Linked DNA regions of Homo sapiens: region 2 is linked to region 1. Evidence: chromatin contacts called from ENCODE Hi-C or POLR2A ChIA-PET data. All regions are on one chromosome and are shown on one strand. Each heading gives the region's core, a stretch centred on a gene start or an enhancer-like site at or near the end of the contact. The rest is flanking DNA. Distances are from core to core; before and after follow the strand shown.

The links. Hi-C counts contacts between places; a loop is a spot of excess contacts on that map. ChIA-PET counts read pairs that join two places held with the same protein, here RNA polymerase II (POLR2A). Pooled maps may share reads with other maps.
Region 2: a pooled map shows a loop between it and region 1 (3-fold over the local background). The contact joins the promoter of ITLN2 here to the promoter of DEDD in region 1. A Hi-C loop is called at or near these places in 8 of 50 pooled maps. POLR2A ChIA-PET finds 5 or more read pairs at or near these places in 4 of 52 experiments (CD8-positive, alpha-beta T cell, MCF 10A, PC-9 and 1 more).

The regions. Positions count from the first base shown.
Region 1 is chr1:161,128,155-161,135,641 of GRCh38, forward strand. It overlaps DEDD (death effector domain containing), which reads right to left and starts at 4,513. Exons shown (of 6, transcript NM_032998.3): 1 at 4,397-4,513; 2 at 2,661-2,693. It overlaps LOC112543491 (linc-UFC1), which reads left to right and starts at 6,996. Exons shown (of 1, transcript NR_156734.1): 1 at 6,996-7,487. RefSeq lists enhancers at 3,383-4,206, 4,668-4,977 and silencers at 4,028-4,247, 4,298-4,647.
Region 2 is chr1:160,950,798-160,958,284 of GRCh38, forward strand. It overlaps ITLN2 (intelectin 2), which reads right to left and starts at 4,012. Exons shown (of 8, transcript NM_080878.3): 1 at 3,930-4,012; 2 at 3,590-3,653; 3 at 1,823-1,936; 4 at 246-493. The coding sequence starts at 3,944.

The DNA.
Region 1 (7,487 bases), core at 3,263-5,762:
TATAATAGCTTTTAGGTCAGTGGTTCTGAACCAGGGGCAAATTTGACCCCTGGGGAATATGTGGCAATGTCTGGAGACATTTCTGATTATTATGCCTGGTGGGGAAGGGGACTGCCATCAGCATGTAATGAGTAGAAGCCAGGGATATTTAGAAACATCCTATAGGACAGGTGCAGTGGCTCCCGTCTGTAATCCCTGCACTTTGAGAGGCCAAGGTGGGAGGAACACTTGAGCCCAGGAGTTTGAGATCAGCTTGGACAACATGGTGAAACCCCATCTCTATGCAAAATATAAAAATTAGCCTGGCGTGGTGGCATGCACCTGTGATCCCAGCTACTTGGGAGGCTAAGGTAGAAGAATCGCTTGAGCCTGGGAGGTCGAAGCTGCAGTGGGATGTGATAGCGCCACTGCAGTCCAGCCCAGGTGACAGAGTGAAACCCTGTCTCAAAAGAAAAAAGAAACATCCTGTAATGCACAGAACAGTCTGCCACAACAAAGAATCATGCAGCACAAAATGTCAATAATGCCAAGGATGAGAAACCCTATTCTAGGTGGAGCATGGTAAAGGGTCAAAAGAATGCATGTCACTTTCCACACTAGATCTAGAAAAAGCCATCTGGTCCCTCCATCCAAACCCATCAAACAACATTCCAGAAGAAAAGAAAAGCCTGTCGGACATACATGTTCATTTAACTCCCAAGTCCAACTGCACTAAGGTGTTTCATGCCACTCCAACCTTGGGTCCTCTGTCACCTGCTGTTGCCATTCAGCTGAGGAACAGGTGGTAGTTCTACATCCACTTCTGCCCCATCCCAGGAGGTCTACTTTGACCTAGTTCAATCTGGAGTTCTATGGGGATATTAGAAATGTAATCCTCTGCAAGACAGACACAAAGGATCCTGCTCGTAAGCCTCAGGGTCATCTTTAAAGTCTTGGAACTGGATGAGCAGCAAATTCTCCTTGTGAGGTCACTAATCAGACTTATATTGCTTATTCAATGAAGCAAACATAGAAATATGTAAGTTCCTCAAGGCCATGTGCTTGGGAGAAATATGAGGATACTGTCATGCAGGTTAAGAGGCAGCCCTCTCCACTTAATGCAACCCAGATAAGGGTTCCAAGAATCTATCTAACTTTAACATTAAAAGAATGTGATGAGGCCTCGCATGGTGGCTCACACTTGTAATCTCAACACTTTGGGAGACCAAGGCAGGAGGACTGCTTGAGCCCAGGAGTTCGAGACCAGCCTGAGCAACATGACACAACTCCATCTCTACAAACAATAAACAAAAATTAGCTGGGCATAGTGGGACATACCTGTGGTCCCAGCTACTCTGATCGCACCACTGCACTCCAGCCTGGGGTACAGAGTGAGACCTTGCCTCAAAAAAAAAAAAAAAAAAAGTGATGAAAGTTCAGCTGATTAGTAAAATTAGAAAAGAAAACATGACCAATTTCCTCTAAAACCAAAATATACTCGTATTTCTGTGACAGTGAAGCAAGGGAGCTCAACTTAAAACATACAGAGATTCTAGATGACAGGTATCAGAATGGTGAGGAGAATGTAACCCTCTGAACAGAAAATTAGAACTAACTCAAGTCTTGGTATCTGAAACACTGCCAAATACCAAGAGACGAAACTCCAGCACACAGAAAGTCCTGATCCCACTGACTGGTCTGGCTGTATTTGAGATAGTAACACATGAATTCTCCCCTACAGTTTCCCAAGAATAATTGATTCTGAGGAATTGTTGTATTTCCTGGAGTTTTGCTTTTTTCTTTAGAGAAGTCCAAGTCAGCCAAGGGCCAACAGTCTATAGGTATCTTCAGGATTTCCTCCTGATTGGTCCTTCTCTACTATGTTTCTACTTCCAAGCAAAGTCTGGTCTCATCCCAACCAGGAATATCTGTAGTTTTTGAGGTACTTGGCTCTCTCAGAAGCCCTTAGGGGAAAGCGACATGAAAGAAATAAAAAAGAGTGCTGTCTTGAAATGAAAATGACAGTCATCTTTTCTGAACAGGGATGATATTTGTAATTTCATAGAATTAAGAGATATCTGACTCTCTCAGAAGTCCTCAGAGGAAAAGTCATGCAGAAGAACTACAAAAAAAAGTGGTATCTTGAAACTTAAATTAAAACTACATAGAAAATCTTAAAGATGGTTAAGAGTACATTCTTGCTGGTGGGATAGGAAATGTAATCAAATATCTGGAAGTCAGAATTACATAGTATGTTTTCAAAAGAAGGATGCCAGGAACCCCCCAACAGCTGAAAGAGAAAGTTAGAGGAAAAGTTTCCCACGGAAGGAAGGTGTCCCAGCAACCCTCCAAGGGCAACATTTAGTAGACAATGTACTAGAATACAGCCTTCCATATGTTAAAAAAAAAAAATGTTTCAGAGCTGACCAAGAAGACTAGACAATAACAAACCAAAGCTGGGGGATTGTCCCAAGACATCTAAATCTCCTTCTCTTTCACCTCCTATCTCCAATTAACTAAAGACAGTGATTACAACAGATCTCATGCACTCAGATGGATGAATGATAACTCATTTTCCCTGGCATTCTCCTCCTCATTAATGGACCCAACCTCAAAATAACTCCCATGCTATTTCCATTCCCTTCCATTGTTTGAAAACAATAAAAAAGTTCCAGACTTACCTCCGCAAGAAACTTAATTTCCCAGGTCTCTTCCTAGCACAAGTTTCACAGCCAGCAGCAAAACAAAAACAAATAAGGAGGGGAAAATAATTAATTTTCAAGTTTTACTTTGAAACCTCAGAGGCCCATAGAATTAGACAATCTCGTTGCAAAAGTACACAGACAAGCCTAAAACCATTTAGAGAACTCACCCCCAACAAGTCTCCAGGCTTCCCTAACTCTCTATTAGTCAATTTACAAAAACAATACCAACTCCAAGAATTTCCAGTCTCAATGGCTTGCGGCAAGACAGCTCCCAAATTTAAGAACTTCTGGGAAAACCAATTACCCTCTGGCAGCTTCTCATCTTCCTCCACAATTCCTTATTCCTATTTTGTTACAATATTAACGTTAACTTTCACCTTTAGAAAAAACTGGGAGGAAAGTGGTTACAGCAGACCAGCACTATCCTCCAAATTCTACATTTGGCCCTTTCCCTTAACTAGCACACAATGAGAACAAAATATCTAATGGCGCAGCATCCACTCATACGTCTATGTTTCACCAGGGAAAAGTTTTTCTACATACAGTATCCATGTTACCCCCTCCCTTCCAGACTTAAAACAGCAAAAGGGTCTGGAAACTACAGCACTCATTTAATTAACCTGTCTAGATGCCACTCTATCTTTTCTCTTTCCCTCCTCAGACTTCCAGAGCCTCCACCTTAGCATATAGGGTTCCAATATAGCCATGTCTGCTCCCCCACTCTTGTATTGCTAATGCTAAAAACTAGAAAAGTCCTTTGCTCCTCCACACTTGGGCGACACCGGCTTCCCCATTTTCCCAAGCAGGAAAAACAAGGGAACAGTAAGCTAGGGAGTCTTTTGGAAAACAAACCCAGTTGAATTCTCATCCAACCCCAATTCTGCAAACCCACATGACCATTCCCTTCTGCCCTTCCCACCCTCTTAAAAGCTAAGGGCCTGGCAATTAGAATTGGCTGCAACTGATGCTGCTTAACTCTGTTCTCTCCTCCTCTCCACCGGGGAAAGGGAAACCCCCGAACCTCTATCACCCGTGCAGCTCCACTGTCCTATCTCCCATTCCACTCCCCTTCCTCCCAAACTTTCTTCCTCCCAGTCTCTCACTTTCTCCATTACCTCCTCCCACCGACACTCTCTCCATTCCCCAAGCCTCCGTTCTCTCCTTTTCCACCCAAATTCTCCCCTAGGCCCTTCCCCCTCCCACCTCCAATTTAACACTTTCGAAGCCCCCCAGAAACGTCTTAACTCCAATTCTGACCTTTACCCACCTCCTCGCAACACCCCTCATCAGAGTCCAGTCCTCCCTCCAACCACATGCCACAGCCCCCTTCCCCTTCACACCCTCAGCCTCTCCCTCCTGCTCCTACCCCCTTCAATACGAGCGGATCGCAGCCCCACTCCCCACCTCGGCCTCTCTAATACCCCTGGCTGGGCCCAGTCTCAGCCCTTGTTTACGCCCCTCCCCATGCCCTCACTCCTCCGTCTCGACCCCTGCCCTCTCCCGCAGTTGCCATCTCCCCTGCACGCCCCCCTCGGCAGCTCCCCTCCCCCACCTCTCAGCGTCCCGTCACCTCCCTCTCTTGAGGTTCTCAGGCTGGACGTCGCCACCGCCTCCCCCTCCACTTTCCTTCCCCAAGCCCTTTGCGGCCCCGCCCGGCCCCGCCCCGTCCCGCTCGACTCCCTCTCCCCACTCCGGCCGCCCCTCCGCCTCACTCTCGGCTCAGGCTCGGCGCCGCCATGTTGGATCCATCCGCGCCGCTCTCCCGGGCCTGCCTCACGGCGCCGCATCCGGGCTCCAGCAGCCGCCGCCGCCGCCGCCGCCGCGGCCGTGGGGGAGGGGACAGGCGGGCGGGGGTGGCTGCATCCTGAACGGCGCCTCCCGGAACCCGGCCGGTTAGTGGCGGCTTCGAGGCCATAGTGAGACATGAGCCGGAGTAGCCATAGTAAGTGAGGGCAGCCTGGCAGCGGCATTAATCGGGGAGTGGATAGCTTCACTTCGGGAGGAGAGATAGAGATTGGCAGCCATCTTGCTTTGGGGCAAGCTGGCAACGCCGGTTTGTCTTGACGGCTGCTTAGGGCGGTAATAAGGGATCGAAGAGGATAGCATTCTTGAATGGGAAACATTGGTGGCGCCACAGCTGGCTGGTGGCGACTTCAAGACCCACTGGAAGGCTGGGATTGGCAGCCATGACTCATAAGGGCGGAATACCACGGGGATCGGTTTGTCTGGCGAACTTGAGTGAAGGGTCAAGATCTGGATTTCACCTTTCCTCTGAGCTTCCTGATAACCCGGACGTTCCGTAAACCCGGATCCGGAGCCGAAAGTGGTGCCCAGATCCCGTCTCGGAATTCATTTGTTCAGCATTTACCTTTTGAACGCCGGTTTCCTGTAGGAAGTGTCGCCTAGCTGATCCGTGTAGGGCTGTTGGGAATTGGGGGTGGGGAGGATGGTGCGGGTACGTTCTGGTGTGGCTTAAGAAAGTGGTAATAGATAGGGGAAGACCAGATTATGCGAAGCCTTGTAAATTAATTGATTTTTATCCTTAAGGCAATGAAAAGTCTTTGAAGAATCTCAGCAGAGGTGTGAACAATTTCATTTGCATTTTAGATCGCTGCGTGCAGTGTGAAGGATGAATGAATTGAGGAGAATCAAGGAGAGCAGTTGTGAGGCTCTTTTCCAGGCAAGGATGATGATGGTCTGCCTGTGGAAGGGAGAGTGCGGATGGGGAGATACAGATTGGTTTAAGAGGTACGAATGTTGTGACTTGGACAACTGGGGAATAATGATACCAGTTTCTTTCTCGTTTAGGGGGGAGATAATGAGTTTTAGGTGCCCCTGGGATATTAGCTAATGTGGGTTGGGAACTCAAAAGAAAGGTTTGAGGTGTGTGTGCGTGTGCATATAGATAGCTGTTGAAGCCATGAAGTGGGCTGGAGAGGATACCTGCATTTGCGGGATAGGATGAGGGAAGCCGAAAAGAACACTGAGAAGGGGCAAACCGAAAGGAAAGAAGAAAACCATAGAGAACTATCAAGGAAACTGGTGAAAGCGTTTAGTGTAACAGAGATATAGTAAAATGCTAACTAAAATATATACATCAGGGCCGGGCATGGTGACTCACACCTGTAATCCTAGCTTTGGGAGGCCGAGGCGGGTGGATCACTTGAGGCCAGGAGTTCGAGACCAGCCTGACCAACATGGTGAAACCCTGTCTCTTCTAAAAATACAAAAAAAATTAGATGGGTGTGGTTGCACATGCCGGTAATCCCAGCTACTTGGGAGGCTGAAGCATGAGAATTGCTTGAACCCAGGAGGCAGAGGTTGCAGTGAGCCGAGATCGCGCCACTGCATTTCAGCCTGGGCACCAGAGCAAGACCCTGTCTCAAAAAAAATGAAATAAATAGGCCGGGTGCTGTGGCTCACTCCTGTAATCCCAGCACTTTGGGAGGCCATGGCGGGCAGATCACCTGATGTCAGGAGCTGGAGACCAGCCTGGTCAACATGGTGAAACCCCGTCTCTACTAAAAATACAAAAATCAGCCAGGCATGGCAGTGCGCGCCTGTAGTCCCAGCTACTGGGGAGGCTGAGGCACAAGAATCGCTTGAACCCAGGAGGCAGAGGTTGCAGTGAGCTGAGGTCGTGCCACTGCACTCCAGCCTGGGTGACAGAGTGAGACTCTGTCTCCAAAAAAATAAAATAAAGTAAATAAAATGTATCTATCAGATATTGCAACAAGGGCCAGGCACAGTGGCTCACACCTGTAATCCCAGCACTTTGGGAAGCCTAGGCAGGTGAATCACTTAAGACCAGGAGCTGGAGACCAGTGTGGTCAACATGGCAAGACCCCATCTTTACAAAAAATACAAAAATTAGCTGGGCATGGTGGTGCGCACCTGTGATCGCAGGTACTCCAGAGGCTGAAACATGATAATCACTTGAACCCAGGAGGCGGAGGTTGCAGTGAGTCAAGATTGCACCACTGCACTCTCGGCAACAGAACAAGACTTTGGTTTTTTTGTAAATAAAACAAATAAATAAAAAGGCCAGGTGTGGTAGCTCACACCTGTAATCCCAGCACTTTGGGGACCGAGGTGGGCCGATCACCTGAGGTCAGGAGTTCGAGACCAGCCTGGACAACATGGTGGAACTCCCATCTCTACTAAAAATACACAAATTAGCCAGACATGGTGTCGGGCACCTGTAATCCCAGCTACTTGGGAGGCTGAGGTGGGAGAATCGCTTGAACCCAGGAGGCGGAGGTACAGTGAGCCGAAATTGCACAATTGCACTCCAGTGAGACTCTGTCCCCCCAAAAAAGATACTGCAACAAGGAGGTCATTTAGGAAATTTGGAGAAAGCTGTTTTGTAGTTATGGTGGATAGAAACCAGATTGAATTGAGAAGGCACAACGTATAAAGACAGTTTTTTCATGGTGTTGATGTAAAAAGGAGACTAGTGGTAGGGTGTTGCAGGAGGGAGAATTCCAAAGAAGGTGAAGAAGTTTTAGGTACCTGTGAGATAGCTAGATAGATATGTCCTAGTGGCATGTTTAATACACAGATCTAAAACTTAAGAGAAAAATATAAGTGGAGAAAAAAAGCAAGCACAGAATAAATATGACACATTTACACATGCATTAAAAAATTATGAAGAGTGGGCCTAGGAGGGATAAGACTTATACTTTTCATTTTACATCTATCTTTATTGCTTGAAATTATTTTATTATGCACATATTATTTTACAGAAAGCTACTTTTTTTTTTTCTTTTTTGAGACAGTCTCGCTCTGTCACCCAGGCTGGAG
Region 2 (7,487 bases), core at 2,762-5,261, 180 kb before region 1:
AGCTCTGGGATCAGTAGGCAGATGGCCAGCCACGCTCAGACACCCCACTCCCAGCTGATGATCCCACCACCACCCAGGGCCCTAACAGCCTTGTTGAGAGGAAGTTGTGATTCAAGTCCTGTATTTCTCTCTTCTTCTCCAGCCCTTCCCCATATCCCCACCTTCCAGCCCTCCCTCCTGCAGGCTGGTGGCCAGCCACACTCCACACCTCACCCTCACCCAAGTAGGAGAGAAGTGGCACCAACCTTGTAGTCATCGCTCGTGGCCGCCTCTGCAGATCCAAAGGTGTTGTAGTTGGCCCAGTTGCCATCCCCCTCTGGGTAGTCTGCTTTGTTGCCCTGCTGACTGGACCAGCGATCACCCACCGTGCACTTCCCACGCATGTCATTCTCGTGCACGCTGGCCACCAGGGTCCAGCCGCCACCCCCAGAAGTCATGTCACAGAAGGTCTGGTAGACAACACCATTCTTGGTGCGGAGAAAATACAGGCCATCTGTAGAGAGAACCAGCCCAGAGCCTCCCTGTCTGAGAGCTCAGGGTTCATCTCAGCTCCGTGAATAGAAAAGCCCTAGGAAGTCAAAAGCACACTCAGAAGACTCCAACACATACTTGCTGGAAGACGATGCTCCATGCATCTTGTGTTCTGCTCACCTATGAGCAGAGGCACTGACTGTCTTGGCTTCACACTATCTTTTCAAAGAGTTTGTAGAGCAAATAGTCTTAGAAGAGACAGAGATGGTATCTCCCTCTCGACAGTGCCACCCTGTGGCCAGGAGAGGCCAGAAATCAGCACACGCCACATCTGATTCTACAGCAGGATAGGGCCTCTGTGCAGCTCAGAGCAAAGGTTGTGCCCACTTCATAAGATTCAGCTTCCCTAAGCTCAGAGTTCCCCTCCTGTTCACAAGCTTGCAGGAGACTGGCTCCACGGTGGCATCCTGGTGACCTTGCACATTTGCGCATAGGCCACATAGGGACAGCTGACCTAAGTCTTGGCAGAAAGCCTGTGGTCTTCCCCAAACATGGAAAGATGGGAACCTTGTGAGGAGCTGCAACAAGGTCACTTCTCACCCCCCTTCCCATCTTTCGTGGAGGCTGTCATGAGACAGCTGTCATAACTGTGTCATCATCTCCTGGGTTCTGAAGAGGTATGAGGCTTTTTGCCTCACTCACCCCCACCCCGTAGGGTACACAGGCTATGAAACAGCTATGGCAGCATGGACTGGCTCCTCAGCCACTGCCCATGTTGTGTTGTCACTCGCCCTCTTTTCTGTGCTGTCTTGTGGGGCAAGGGATGGGAAAAGCTGACACTTTTGCCGATCTTGAACTTGCTAGCTATGTGAGTAATAAACTCTCTGGCTCTAAAAAGGGTTTGTTGTTTCCTTGCCAGCCACATTTGTCAGCCAGCTTGACAAACCCACTACTTGGGCAGATGTCACCTGGCCCAGTACAAGAAAATGCTGATGCTCTGGCTACTGCTATTTCTGTGATTAATAAAGCTCTTTGTCTCTGGCTCGGGAGTTTCAGGTTTTCTGCCAGCATCTATAAACCTGGGGCAAGTAGGGGCAAATCTCAGACGCATCACAGTTCTTGCCACCACCATAAGCATCACCAGGAACACTGCATTCTCTCTGTGTTCAGAAGACTTTGTGACTGGAATGGGACACAAAAGCCTCAAAATTCCCACTAGAAACCTCCTTGAGTAGGAGCTGGGGGCAGAACAGGCTCCATATGGATATGTCCCTCCTGATTTCCATGACTGGGCTCTGTTGAGCTAAAAAGTGGCTTCAAAGAGAGAATGCTGAGTTGGTTCATTACTCACCACCTGCACTATGGCAGCGTTCCTTGATTTCTTTGCAGCTTCTAGGCAGGGAAGAAAAGGAGAAGGCACAGGTTTCGAATTCCCTCGAGAGCATCTCAAGAGAAGAGGCTGCTGCTAGAAAATGTGAGAATGAGTCTCATTAGAAGTCTGACCACTGAGGCCATCTTTCCTGGCCAATCTCTGCCCCTGTATCAACTCATCACTCTGCTCTGAAGTCCCAGGAGGTCAGGGATTCCCTATGCTAAGACGGTCTGATCCAACAGCTGGTATAGGTTAAACACCTGGAATCTTCCACTCGACTAATTTTAATTAAATACCTACTGTGTGAACTACCTAGACACCGGACAAAGACAATTTGACACATTTCTTCAAGAGACTACATTCTACAAGGAAGGAGCACATGGAAAGGGACCCAACTGAGATGGGAGGGCAAACCCACTAACGGGGGTGAGGCCTGGGAACTGCTGGGGAAGGGACCAGCTGTAACTCAGAGCAGGCTGATTTTGATGGGAGAATGGGAGCTGGCTACAGGACAGGAAGGAAAGGGGAGAGTACACCCCAGGAAGAGAAGAAAGCACATGAGATGGCCTGAAGCAATAACAGAGCCCAGCCCAGCCCAGCCTGCCAAAAACTACAGGTCAGTCGCTTATTGTGGCTGGAACATATGTTGTAATACAAAGAAGTCTGGAAACCAAAGCTGAAAAATTAACAGAGGCCAGTGGATGAAGGGCCATGTATATAAGTCTAAAAGCCTAGAAATCATTCCAAAAGCCTGGCAGAGCGGGAAAAAGTGTAAAATTACAGGACTCAGGCCAGGCACAGTGGCTCATGCCGGTAATCCCAGCACTTTCGGAGGCCGAGGAGGGTGGATCACAAGATCAGGAGTTCAAGAACAGCCTGGTCAATATGGTGAAACCCCATCTCTACTAAAAATACAAAAATTAGCTGGGGTGTGGTGGTGCACACCTGTAATCCCAGCTACTGGGGAGGCTGAGGCAGGAGAAGCTCTTTAACCCAGGAGACGGAGGTTGCAGTGAGCCGACATCACGCCACCGCACTCCAACCTGGGCAACAGAGCAAGACTCCGTCTAAAAAAAAAAAAATTACAGGACTCAAGGTAAAATCCAGACAAACCCTGATGACAGTGCCTCCTTGAGCAGACACTTAACATCTCTGATCCTTTTTCTTCATCTTTAAGATGTCATTAATAACTTCTTTATACGCATGGAGATCAAATGAGATGACATATGTAAATGTGCTTTTTTTAACTGATGGATTGAAATAAACAATAAACCCAGTATCAATGAAAAAATATCACTATTGTGCCTACTGGAAGAATAGAATTGTGAGGATTCTATTCTCACAATATCCTCCTCTGCGACTAGAGGAGGGTGTACCCTGGACACAGCACTGATCACCCAGCTGCCTCTGGAGATCCCAAGGCCAAGGCCACAAGAGCAGCTGAGCAGGGACACAGTTCTTACTCTCTCACCCCATGAACCCCTCACAGCCACAGAAGCAGAGAATCAAGCCCTAGGAAATACCTGAGCTAACACCCTGACTGCTTCAGACCAGACCCCAGGAGAGGCCAGAAATCAGCACCCAGTCCACACCTCAAGTTGGCTGCCTAGCCTGGGTTCCCTGCCTCTCCAGAACTTCCCCTTTGACCCTTGACTTCAGAGCCCTGCCCAGCTCTACTCCCTCCAGGCCCTGCACAGCAGAGGGGAGCCCAGGAAACTGCAGCTCCTACTCTCAGAAGCCATTTACCTGCACTGCACCCACTGGTGGCCACAGAGAAGAATAACAGGAAGCAGAGTCTGGTCATTGTCCTCTAAGGAAAAACAAGATGCACAAGGTCACTGGCTGGCCCTTCCTTTGTCATCCTCTCGTTCTTACTTCCTAACCTTTCTGAGTCAGGAATCCTCAAATGGAAAGTGATGGGCTCATGAGCATTCTAAAACCTCCTGGAATATGCCCCACGGCTGTCCAACACTACAAATACCCAAGGGGCCATGGGCTCATTTCCCTGAAACTCTAAATCTCTAAAACTGAGACCTGAGCTGGCATCATTGCTCCCACACACATGGATCAAAAACATTTTTCTCACCAGCATGGACAGCATCCTTACAGATGCCAGGAGCTGATAGTTCCCTTCCTGTGGACACTCGGAGCTCCCCTGCAGAGGATCCTGATGAAGGGTGAAGTGCTGGTCCCTTTATGTGGAGAGCTGTGGAGAGCCAAACCACCTGAGCCCTGCCCAGCCCAACCCTGAGCAGCCTAGGCTGCTAGCCCCTCCCTCTGAAGCCCTTCCCTCTGAGGGTACCTGAGCCTGGGACCGTGGAAATGAGAAAGGACGTGCGACTGGCTGGAGGAGCAGGGAGCTGTGTTCCTGGCCACACAGGTGACTGTCGCCATCTGAGGAGGGGCATCCTGCTTTGCCAAGGCAGGCCATACAATGTAGCAGTATCTAATCAGATTCGTGGATAGGTCACAATCCTCCCCTGCGTTCTCCCTCTCCCACCTCCCCCAGATGCCCTGGCCCCCTAGACACAACTCTGTCAAGAAATCATCCTTTTAGACTGAGGTGACACCTCATGAAAAATAAATTAATTAATTAAGAATAATAATTGGCCAGGCACAGTGGCTCACACCTATAATCATAGCGCTTTGGGAGGCCGAGGTGGGCGGATTACCTGAGGTCAGGAGTTCAAGACCAGCCAACATGGTGCAACCCTGTCTCTACTAAAAATACAAAAATTTAGCTGGGTGCAGTGGCGTGCACCCGTAATCCCAGCTACTCTGGAGGCTGAGACAGGAGAACTGCTTGAACCCAGGAGGTGGAGGTTGCAGTGAGCCAAGACTGCTCCACTGCACTCCAGCCTGGGCAACAGAGCAAGACTTCACCTCAAAATAATAATAATAATAATAATAATAAATAAATGGGAAAAGAAGACATCATCCTTCCAATCTTTCCTCCAATTTCTCTATGAGGCCTTCCCTGACACCCCCATCACCAGACAAAGCTGATGGATCCTTCCTTTGTCCCACTATACACTGTCCAAACACTAATTATTGCATGTATCCTGCTGTAATTTTATTGTTTTATTAACTCTGTTTAGAAACAATTTGAAATTTATTAAATGTTGCAAAAATAACAATAATATAAAGCCACATATATGCCCTTTACCTAGATTCAACTATTGTTAATATTTCACCCCATTTGCTTTATCTTTCGTGTTCTCTCTCTCTCTCTCTATATATATATAGATATATGTATATAAAATACACCCACACACACAAAATTTTTTTCTGAACCATTTGAAGGTAAGGTACATACATCATGGGCTTTTACCTTTAAATAAATGCGTATGGGTTTTTTTTATTTTGTTTTGTTTTTTGACACAGAGCCTCACTCTGTCACCCAGGTTGGAGTGCAATGGCATGGTCTCAGCTTACTGCAACCCCCGCCTCCCAGGTTCAAGTGATTCTCCTGTCTCAGCCTCCCGAGTAACTGGGATTACAGGCACCCACCACCACGCCCAGCTAATTTTTGTATTTTTAGTAGATACGGGGTTTTGCCATCTTGGCCAGGCTGGTCTTGAACTCGTGACCTCGTGATCCACCTGCCTCGGCCTCCCAAGTGCTGGGATTATAGGTGTAAGCCACCATGCCTGGCCAACTGTGTGTTTTCTAATAATAGGAATATGTCATGTATAACCACAGTACAATTATCAACATCATATTATTAAAAACTCTTTTTTTGGGCTGGGCGCGGTGGCTCACGCCTGTAATCCCAGCACTTTGGGAGGCCGAGGTGGGTGGATCATCTGAGGTCAAAAGATCGAGACCAGCCTGACCAACATGGAGAAACCCGGTCTCTACTAAAAATACAAAATTAGCCGGTCGTGGTGGTGCATGCCTGTAATCCCAGCTACTCAGGAGGCTGAGGCAGGAGAATCACCTGAATCCAGGAGGCGGAGGTTGCAGTGAGCCGAGATCACACCATTGCACTCCAGCCTGGGCAACAAGAGTGAAACTCCATCTCAAAAAAAACAAAAAACAAAAAAAACTCTTTTCTTTTCTGTAGAAACGGGGTCTCCCCATGTTACCCAGGCTACTCCAGAACTCCTGACCTTGATCCTCCTGCCTCAGCTTGCCCAAGTGCTAGGATTACGGGCGTGAACCACCGAGCCAGCCTGTTAACTCTTTTTAACATAACTGATACTTCCCTAGAGTATCATCAGCCCAGGGGTCATGGTGAGTTAGCATTAATGAGACAGGAATTTCTCTGGCTTTCATGCCCTCCCATTGTAAGGAGACTTCTGGTCCCCTTTTAAGTCCATAATCCCAAGGGGCATCTTGTGTGTGCTAACAAACATTTCTCCATTCCACACATACTCCCAGCCCACCCTGACTCCTTTCAGCACTGCCTACTGAAACCACAGTAGGCACACACCACAGCTGAACACCAACCGTATGATTTGGCATCCCTGCTGCCTCTGATGCTGGATCTGGTGTCGGGACAAGTTGCTGGTGTTTAAGGCACTGCTTCCTCTCACTCCCAGGCCTCCGGCACATCTCTTGCTATTCAAGGCATGGAAGTCATCCACCTCATAGGGTGCTGGAGAAGGGAAACGCCTCACTGCTCCCATGATGGGCACCAGACCAGGACATGTCTCCAGGTGTCTCAGTGACCTCAGTGACACTGTTCTTTCAGTGTCTCTTGCAGTCTGTCTCTCTCTTGGACTCAGACAGGAATCTAAGGAGACGAGGATAGAGGACAAACCTGGAAGATGTCATACTACTCTGATGGACCTTTGTCTCTGAATACTAAGATACTATTATTGGAAAGATTTTGTAAGCTCCTTCTCCTGAAACTTTTGAATTTTTTTATTTGAGTATTTATATAGGTATTTGCTTAATACCTGTCTCCTTCTTTATAGAGACAGAATCTATGTCTGTGGTTGTCCACCAGATGTCCAGGCCTATGCACAATGCCTGGCACACAGTGGGCCTTCAATATGCATTAGTTGAATGAAAGAAATTGACTCCAGGTGGTACTAAAAAACACACATGAACGCTTCCTCCAATCCAAAAAAATTTTAGGAATGAAAATGGCCAATGCAAAATTTTACAGTTTTCTCCCCTTTGTTGTAATTACTCTAAGCCATGTTTCCACCATCAAATACTCAATAAAAGTTAGAATGCATGCAACAGCTTGGTGTTTACCAATGCTTTGGAGGAAAAAAGGAAGAGATGTGGTGTCCTGTTTGGGAAAGAACAACAGGACAAAGGAAACCAGACAAAAACAATGGCATCCCCAAACAGATGGATGATAAGGAATAGATGAGAGCCCAGGAACTGGCTGAAATGCAGAAACACACAGGAGAAAAATAGGTCTCCTTGGCACTCTTCAGTTGAATTGGGTAATTTTCTACAGTAGATTTTTCCCGCAGTACCAGAACTACTGGGAATGGCAATGAAAACGTAGCTGGAAGAAAGGGGACCTGAGGCTTCCATTACATATTCATAAATGTTTATTATCCACTTAGTACCTTTCTTTGTAAATTCTGGATTTTTTTTTTAAGACAAAGTCTCACTCTGTTGCCCAAGCTGGAGTGCAGTGGCATGATCTTGGCTTACTGCTACCTCCACCTCCCGAGTT